2 separate regions of the Homo sapiens genome follow, and region 1 is linked to region 2. Evidence: chromatin contacts called from ENCODE Hi-C or POLR2A ChIA-PET data. All regions are on one chromosome and are shown on one strand. Each heading gives the region's core, a stretch centred on a gene start or an enhancer-like site at or near the end of the contact. The rest is flanking DNA. Distances are from core to core; before and after follow the strand shown. Region 1 holds the start of HSD17B7 (hydroxysteroid 17-beta dehydrogenase 7). Region 2 overlaps DDR2 (discoidin domain receptor tyrosine kinase 2).

The links. A loop is a pair of places that touch in the nucleus more often than their neighbours do. ChIA-PET counts read pairs that join two places held with the same protein, here RNA polymerase II (POLR2A). Pooled maps may share reads with other maps.
Region 1: a map of PC-3 shows a loop between it and region 2 (2.7-fold over the local background). The contact joins the promoter of HSD17B7 here to the enhancer-like site in region 2. A Hi-C loop is called at or near these places in 1 of 168 maps with a recorded cell type or tissue (PC-3) and 2 of 50 pooled maps. POLR2A ChIA-PET finds 5 or more read pairs at or near these places in 3 of 52 experiments (A673, MCF 10A and PC-9).

Annotation. Positions count from the first base shown.
Region 1 is chr1:162,788,113-162,792,339 of GRCh38, forward strand. It overlaps HSD17B7 (hydroxysteroid 17-beta dehydrogenase 7), which reads left to right and starts at 2,590. Exons shown (of 9, transcript NM_016371.4): 1 at 2,590-2,723. The coding sequence starts at 2,689. RefSeq lists silencers at 2,518-2,577, 3,974-4,174.
Region 2 is chr1:162,693,482-162,698,111 of GRCh38, forward strand. All of the region lies in intron 2 of DDR2 (discoidin domain receptor tyrosine kinase 2), which reads left to right. Among named protein-coding and RNA genes, the nearest start is that of DDR2, 63 kb to the left of the region's middle. Within about 2 kb of position 3,015, at least 21 of the 41 ENCODE cell types and tissues checked have a DNase peak (open chromatin) inside an H3K27ac peak, as active enhancers do; they include A673 and PC-3, where a contact is called at or near this core.

The DNA of each region.
Region 1 (4,227 bases), core at 1,340-3,839, 94 kb after region 2:
CTGTAGTCCCAGCTACTCGGGAGGCTGAGGCAGGAGAATTGCTTGAACCCGGGAGGCGGAGGTTACAGTGAGCCGAGATTGCGCCACTGCACTGCAGCCTGCTGACAGAGTGAGACTCTGTCTAAAAAAAAAAAAAAAAAAAAAAAATTTTATTTAGGAATCTAATGTTCTAATAACCAGATTTGTTCTTTCAATCTAATTTTATTGATATAGGATAAATGATTACTAAGTAAGTTGGTATCATTAATCAAAACCTCTAGAATCAAAAGCCAATATAAATTATCTCAGTGTTTTATGGATCATTGCTGTTCATAAATAATTAAAACACTGAAAGAGGCCATTAAATAAAGTATGTTCAGTAGCGTTTGATGTATGATACACAGTTTTATTCTGCATGAGCTGGGGCTAGTGATGGTCCCATTACCAGTCTACTACAAATACAGAAACCTAGAGTAAGCATTAGAAACCTTTATAGCAGTTTTGTCACTGGAAGGAGGGCCTTGAGTGTGAGTCGTCCAGGTTTTTGGCCATTTGGAACGAAAAGTTGGACAAAATGCACAAAGTAACAAAGGAATGAAGCTGCGAAAGCAAAAGCAGGGATTTATTAAACTGAGAAAGCACTCCACAGGGTGGGAGTGGGCCTGAGCAAGTGGCTCAAGGGCCCAGTTACAAAGTTTTCTGGGTTTTAAGTAGTTCTTTTGAGGTCCCTATGGGCTACCCCTTATCTGGATGAAGGATTTGGTTTATGGCTAAGTAAAGGCTGAGGTGAATTTGTGCCCTATGCAGATGATGGCATGGCCCATGCTTAGTGCTTGGCCCACAGCCAATCCAAGGCACTTTCCCTTTCCATCTGAGACATGGTGGAAGTGTGGCAGGCCAGGTCTCACTAACAACTGTTTCAGTACTAAGTGGTTAAATATTAAAAGCCAGTGCCCTTATACAAAGGCTGGGATGTAACAAAAGCCCATCAAGAATTTTGCCTAGGCCTTTCCTGGGCCTCTTAAAGCATACAAAATAAAGAAAGAATTCTTAACCGGACCCCTTTAGGATTAAACAAGTTTTATTGTGGTCTGAAGAAACTCCCCAGGCCTCCACAAACAAGTTTATTGGGGGGTCTAAGAGAACTCCTCAAACCTCCACCACTTAGCAGGAGAGAATACAAGGGCAATCACCCCAGCACCTGGACCCATTTAGGTTAAGTAAATTTACTGAGGCTCCAGAGGAAGGTTTTCAGGACTCAGACCTTAGTTACAGATTAAAAGAAGTTAATCACTTATGTCTTTAGATAAATGCACACTTACACATAGACAGTTCGCTTAGAAGGCATATAAGCTCTGAAAAACTGTAATTTTGAGTTGGTCTGGTGATAATTTCCAGGCCTTCTCCCTGCAACCGGTTACAGAAATAAAAACTCTCTTCCTCCCCAGCTCATCTGCATCTCGTTATTGGGCCTTGAAAAATAGCAGCCCAACCCTCAGTTTGGTCTGAGAACAGAAGGTTGTAGGGAGAGTAGCCTTTGATCCTTTGCTACTGGGGAGTGGGGAGATGGGGTTTTTCCTTCTGGTTTAGCTTTAGGAAGTTGGTGTTAATTGACCCTAGGCTCTCGGCCCCCAGACCCAGGTGTTTTCCTTTTGATCCAGCTTTGGGAAGCCAGCACCAATTGGTCTCAGATTCCCTACTTCCAGCCCTTGCTGTTTTTCCTTGATTGAGCTTTAGGAAGTCAGCACGAAGTGGCCTTAAGTACCCTGCCTCCAAACCCTATTCTGCCTCATTTTGGCAGAGTACTTTTATATGTCTTGGATCTAATAATAAAATATCGGGGCTTGTGTTTTGTATGCCTTTTGCTTTTCTTTTTCTAGCACTTTATTTTTTTGTATTTTCTAAAAGCACCCATCTGGGATGGCTTGGAGACAAAAACAGGTCCTTTAGCACAGTTTGAGATGCACTGATACAGAAGGTTACAGCACATTCTCAGTACTTCGGAGAATGAAGTTCTGAGATTCTGATTCCACGCCACATTCCAAGTTTTGAATACTGGTAATTTACGTCTGATTCTACATAAAGTTCTTAATAAAATCAGTGCTCATTTTCTCAAATAAGCTTCTTTAGAGGAGGAGGTCTGGGATCAAAAGTTGGGCTGTGAAGTGGCACAATGCCTGGATCTGTACATCCAAAAAGGAGTGGAAAATTAGATGATAATCGCCCAACTTTGGCTCCTAGACCCAAACCTTTTCTCTAAAATGGGCACTGGTGCAAATACCGTGAGGCCTTCCTGCAAAGAAGTGCCAATCTCAGGCGCCAGGGCACAGACCCAGTGCGTGTCACAGATCCTGTCCTGAGTGCTAGGCCGGGTGACGCCCCCACCAGGATTAAAGATCAGGCGCCCGCTGAGCCCTAGGAAGCAGTGACAGACACCTGCGCCTAGGCGGAGCGAGAAGAGCCTGGAATGGCTCCGGGCTTTGCGTCACGCAGCTCCGCCCCTCGGCCTATCTCACCCGACGCCGTCTCCGAGGGCAGGGAACGGTTGGCGGACTGAGATTGGAGGGATCAGCTCAGACTCGATGACGCAACGGGAGGCGGGGCGTGGCCGTACTCTGATTGGTGACGGGTGAGGCGGCCCGAAATCGTAGGACTTCCGAAAGCAGCGGCGGTGTTTGCTTCACTGCTTGGAAGTGTGAGTGCGCGAAGATGCGAAAGGTGGTTTTGATCACCGGGGCTAGCAGGTGAGGCCTCCTTTGGGTTGGCAGAGGCGGCAGCGGATCAGGGGTCCGAGAGAGCAGGGGTCTGCGACCCTCCACGAACGGACCCCGGAAGCGCCCGCCCCTGGCTTTGCCTAGGTTCCCCGGAGTCTGCAGCAGGTGTGGGGCATGTCGGCCTCTTGAGGTGCTCAGTAACTGGTGCTTTGTATTAAACATGACAGTGAAAAGGAAAACTAGAGCATCAGTAAGTGATGAGTGTCGCAGTGATGATCCTGAGGTTATCAAGGCAATGGGGTACTCAGGCGGGCTCCGCCCCTTTTCCATCTTTGCCTACTGTTCGTATTTATCGTCAGTGCCCAATATTTTGCTCCTGACCACGTGATCATGTCTTATACTCCAGGTGTTTTGTCTGTACAAGCCTTTTGCCTACAAATTTGAACACCCATGAACATTAGGACGGTGGAGAGAAAACAATCCCGTTTCATTTAGCTCAGTGCTAGAGAGCTAACATACTCTTCAGAAACCCAGAGAAAATTAATCTTTTCCTATGAAGGCATGGTTGGGGTGCAGAATAACCAGCTCATAATAATTCCAGGGTTGCTCGTTTAGTCTCTCAGCCTCTTCTGTTGCTTGTTTTACCTGTCATTTGCACTTCTGTGAAAAATGTGTGGAGGATGAAGCCAATCAAACCATTTTTCTACTAGTTGCATTTGGCATTTTTAAATGATTAAGACAGAGGACATGTTAAACATTTAAGATTGATCCACTTTCAATTATTTAACCACATGCGTATTAACTAAGCCAGCTTGGTAGGTGTCTGCATTTGGCAACTTTTTAGCATACCCTCTCAAGTGACTTTAACCGTTGATTGGTGCTTCTTATGTGGAAGGTACTGAGTAAGTCAGAATTGATTTTGTCTGTTTCTTTTACATATATTGTGACATGTGCAATTGTATATTAAATGCCTACTGTTCTCATGTGAGGACAAATAAATATTTTTGATGCTTTGTTGTTGGTGCTAATAGATTACTGATGGTTCCAGGCTCTTTTTGGGTTTTAACTATTAACATATTTGCCTGGAATCAGCTTAAGTCTTGAAAGAGAACTTATTACCCAGCTTTTCATTGCTATCAGCCAGGCTGGTCTGACTGCTGTCACCACTCCTATGCGGTTTTACAATGCTGGTTTTGAAGTTCTTTGTTTCCAAGTGGTGTACTCATCTAATATTTAGTGTATTCCTACCTTCTACTTAATCATGTTGAGTTCTTTCTTTTTCTATTATTTAATCATAGTTGTTGAGAGGGATTTGTACATCCTGCCATGTTACTGATGCCTCATCCTGAAAGATTCATCTGTTCCTTTATCAGAGATTTCTGGTGCTCCTTATGGTGTTTACGATACCAGTAGGTGGTAGAGCCCTTGCCCCTGAGGAGCCTAGACAGCAAAGTCAAAATGCACATAGGAAACAGCTAATAAGATGCTCTTTTGAGCCCTTACTGGTGATATATTAAATCATTTTCATGAGTGA
Region 2 (4,630 bases), core at 1,765-4,264:
CGGGAACTATTTTAGGTACTGAGAGTGAAACAAAATAGAAACAACTGCTGCTTTCATGGAGCTTACATTCTCAAGGGGACAGCAAGGTCCTTGAACAGACAAATGTATAACAAGTCAGGGGATAAGAAATACTCTGAAGTGGTATTAGGGGATAAGAGGATAAAGAATAATGGAGCTGGGCTGAGGGTTTGGGCACTGACTAGGTGTTGTTTTATATGGGGTGGTCGAAGAGGACCTCTGACCAGGCAGCCTTGGAGCCAGAGCCTGGATGAAGTGAGTAAGGGAGGCTGACAGGTATGTGAAGAACATTCCAGGCAGAGAGGGCAGTAAGCGCAAAGGCCCTGCATTGGGATCCTTGGCCTCCGAAGCAGGAAACTCAGCATCATTCTTGGCTTCTCTCTCTCTTCTTCACCTTCATATTTGAATCAAATCATGATCCATTTGATTTCATAGCTAAATCTCTCATAGTTTGCAACCTCTGCCTCCCAGGCTCAAGCGCTTCTTCTGCCTCAGCCTCTCGAGTAGCTGGGATTACAGGAACATGCCAGCACACCCAGCTAATTTTTGTATTTTTAGTAGAGATGGGGTTTCACCATGTTGGCCAGGGTGGTCTCAAACTCCTGGTTTGTCTCCATCCCCTCCATTGTTGCCTATTTGGGTAATAGTTTCTTAACTCTGCCTTCCCGTTTCCATTTTTTTCTCTTCTGATTTTAAGTCACTGACTGGATATGCCACTCCTCTGCCTAAAAGCCCTCCAGTGGCTCTGCTTTGCTCTCAGAGTAAATGCCCTACAAGGTTTTGGTTTTCCTCACTGGTCTCATATCTTTCTGCTTTGCCGTACACTCCGTGCTTGAGCCACACCAAGGCGATTCCATGTTTCCCACATTCCCTCTGAGGAAAGGCCCTTTAGTCTCTGGGTCTTTCTTTATGAGGGTGCATCTACCTGTGGAGTTCTTTCCCCCACCTCCTCATTTTATGTTTTGCACATCCCTTAGATCTCAGCTTAGATGTTGTTTAGTCTGGGAAGCTGTTCCTGTCCCTTAAACCTTGGCCAAGTCCCTGTGTTCTCCTATCGTTGCCCCGTCATATCATTTTGTCATTGATTTTTCTTTTTTCCAGCCTCCCATGAAACTCTAAGACACATGTGGGAAGTAACTATGTTACTTATTCATAGTGCTTAGCAAAGTTTCTGATGTTTAGAAATTTCTCAATAAATATTAAAAAAAGAATGCATGTTGAGCTACATTTCTGTGATATGTCAAAAATCTAGAAGTATTTTTATTAGTAACTGATAGAAATATCTTTCAGTCAAAACATTATTCATCAACTCACAAAAAAGCAGACTAGCTTTGTGTTTGAGTTTTGTTTTTGTTTTTCCTGGTAATTTTGTGTTCCATAATTTCTCAGACACAGAAACATTATCTTTCAAATTTTAATACCACTTTATTTGACTCAATCACATGTAAAATTTTTGTTCAGAGAATTTTGAATGTATCCGTGAAAAATATTCAAATGTCGAAATCCAAATGTCTTGCTTTGGCTGTGGAGCAATATCATTACTGTGACTTAGTTCTAGAATTTAGACTTAATTGCTAAAAAAAAAATTTTGAATTCAACTTTATTAATTTTGTCAAGTTTTTGATGTGCTAGGTGGACATTCTTTCCAATTTATTACAGTCCCTTCATATAGACACAAAAGCTTTTAACACGATGGGAAAGCTGGTGAGACAAGTCAGAAAATAAAGCAGCTCTTTTTTCTTTTTTTGTTGAGACAGAGACTAGTTCTGTTGCCCAGGCTAGAGTGCAGTGGTGCGATCTTGGCTCACTGTAGCCTCCACCTCCCAGGTTCAAGCAATTCTTGTGTCTCAGGCACCGAAGTAGCTGGGATTACAGGCAGTAGCCACCACGCCGGCTAATTTTTGTATTTTTAGTAGAGATGGGGTTTCACCATGTTGGCCAGGCTGGTCTCAAACTTCTGAGCTCAAGTTATCCACCTGCCTCGGCCTCCCAAAGTGCTGGGATTACAGGCATGAGCCACCGTCCCCAGCCAGAAAGCCGTGATTTTTAAGCTGATGCTTTGTACCATCAGTGTGAGGAGTGATGCTATTGATCCCTGCTGGGCATGAGCATTAGAAGAAAGTTGAGCAGGGACTTAAAATGGGGATGTGGAGCACTGTGCCAATGTCTTTCAAATGGGCTTTTAAAAATTATTTTAACAGGATTATTTGGAGAATCATAAATGTTTGAGCCTCAGATACACTCATAGCTACCATTTACTGAGTACTTGCTATATGCCAGGCACTATAAAAACTGCTTTAAATAGACAATCTTGTTTAATTGTAATAACAGTCATATGGGATTGTTACCATCATTCCCATTTAACAGATGAGAAAATTAAGGCTCAGAGAGGTTGAGTGGTTTGCCCTAGGTCATATAGCAGGTCAAAGCTAATGCTGAACTATGAACACAGTTCCTCTGACTGAAAATGTGCAAGGCTACTAACGACTAGGTCCTACTGGCTTATGTATTGAAAAGTAGATCAATGAACTCATTCTGGAGCTAAATGTTGTCTATTACTGTGGATTATCCATGACATAACCCACTCATTATATTCCAGTATTGGTTAAAAGGTAGGAGAGAAGTGATAGTAAATTTCATGGGTTCGGCATATCTTCTGACCGACAGAAGACATGGAAATGTTTTAAATGTTTCTTTTCCTTTTTTTTTTTTTTTAAAAAAAAAACAAAAACAAATAACACTAAAAGTTTCACCAAACAAGGGTTCATAAAAGGATCGTCTCTAAATTGTGAGTGTGGTGAGTGTGCATGCTCTGAGCAAAAAGAGCCTCCCCTTTCTGAGGGAATTGTGACCCTGGAAAGGAGGAGAGCAGGAACAGCTGGCCATCTCCCCCTGAAAGGCCAGGGCCCCCCTCTCAGGCCTCTGGGCTCCAGCTCTGGCTGAGGGTGTGTTTGTTTGGCTGTGACTCTTTCCCTTCTGTTTCCCTCTCGGTGTCATATTTCATGAGCTCCAGGCTCCTGCCTGTTTCAGCTTGAGCCTCTGGCTTTCATCGCTGCCTCCTTGGCCAAAGCTGAGTGAGGGCTTGAAAAAAACACTGATTGGATGCACATTTAGTGGAGGCGATTGCTGGACCAGCACCTCACCAATCCCCAGCCCCAAATGCAACTGACAGCTACACCCTCCTGGCTGGAGCCTAAACCAGAGGCCCCTTTCCTCCCTCCTCTCCACCCATACCCTTGCTGTTTGCCCAACTCTTCCTGCTGAAATCAGAGGCAGCTTGTGCCTCCCAGCCTTCTTCCCTGCCCCCGCTGTCTGCCCAGCCACCAGCTTCCCCTGGGCTGGAAAGACCCCCGCTTGTCTGACTGTGCTAATCCTCTGTTTGAGGTTCCAGAACTTCCCAATTGTTGGGCCTGGGTTCCTGTACTTAGCTGCCCAGAGTCCACTTCTCTGCTGAGATTTCTATTATACAAGAGATTCAACCAGAACCCTCTCCGTGGGCCTCCATGCCTCTTTTTGCTGAATTCCCCATTCTCATTCTGCGTAGGGGGTGGGAGTTGGTGGGGGTACATGCACCTTGAGTCTAATCATGATCTTACTGGGGAGAGCTCAGTAGGAAAGTAATAACATATTCATTTAAACAACTTTTTCTCTGTTAATCTTTTTATTGAACTTCATAGAATTAATGGATAAAGACTATTGGTTAGAGTGCGTCTTTCTTAGACGAGATGGAGTTAGAGACACTTAAAAAAAAATAAGGCTTGCCACTGCAGGAGTGCACAGAGCACCTCAACTATTGGAGCCCAGGTGATCTCTTCAGTGGGTCATAAAATCTGAGTCATAAGAACCTCATGGCAAAGAAAACTTGAAACTGCAAAGTCTCACATAGTCATTTGCTGAAAACTGAAGTGTCCCAACAAATGTCGGGTTAGACCTACTTTGAGAAACACATTCCAATATGAGATCGAACCTGACAATTTTGCATGCTAACCTGGACTGTTTCTTATTAGAGCAAAGGGGATGGGCTTTTTGTTTGCTTTGGGTGTATTTGTTTTTGCTGCCAAAGTGTTGTAATGTCATGATTATTTAATATGTATGAGGCCTAGTTGTGTACTAGGGAGAGTCAAAATACATTTACTACGAAATGAGACCAGCTCCAGTTGTTTAAACAGCTCCAGTTGTAATAATAAGAGCTAAGACTTGATGCCAAGCACTGTTTCTAGGTATTAACTTATTGAGTCCTCATGATTACTCCTCACGATGGTCCTCTTGGAAAGGATCCTATTTTTCTATGAGAAAACTGAGGCTTGAGTGTTAAGGAACTTGCTTAAACTCACACAGTTAGTAAAGGTCAGCTTTTAGATTTAAAGCCAGGCACCCTCATTCTAGAGCTTGTGGCTCAACCACTGAGCTATACTGCTTGTTAGGGTTGTTGGTGGAGTGATAGTAGAAGTAGATGGGCTAGAGTTTTTCATTTCTAACCCTAAAAATCTATAGCTATTAACACTGAAGACAGCAACTGCCAATTAAATAAATCCTCAACAAGACTGAGAAGAGAATCTGCTAATCTGTTGGTCACTAATGTCTGCAGTTTATCTGCTTATCTATCTGCAGC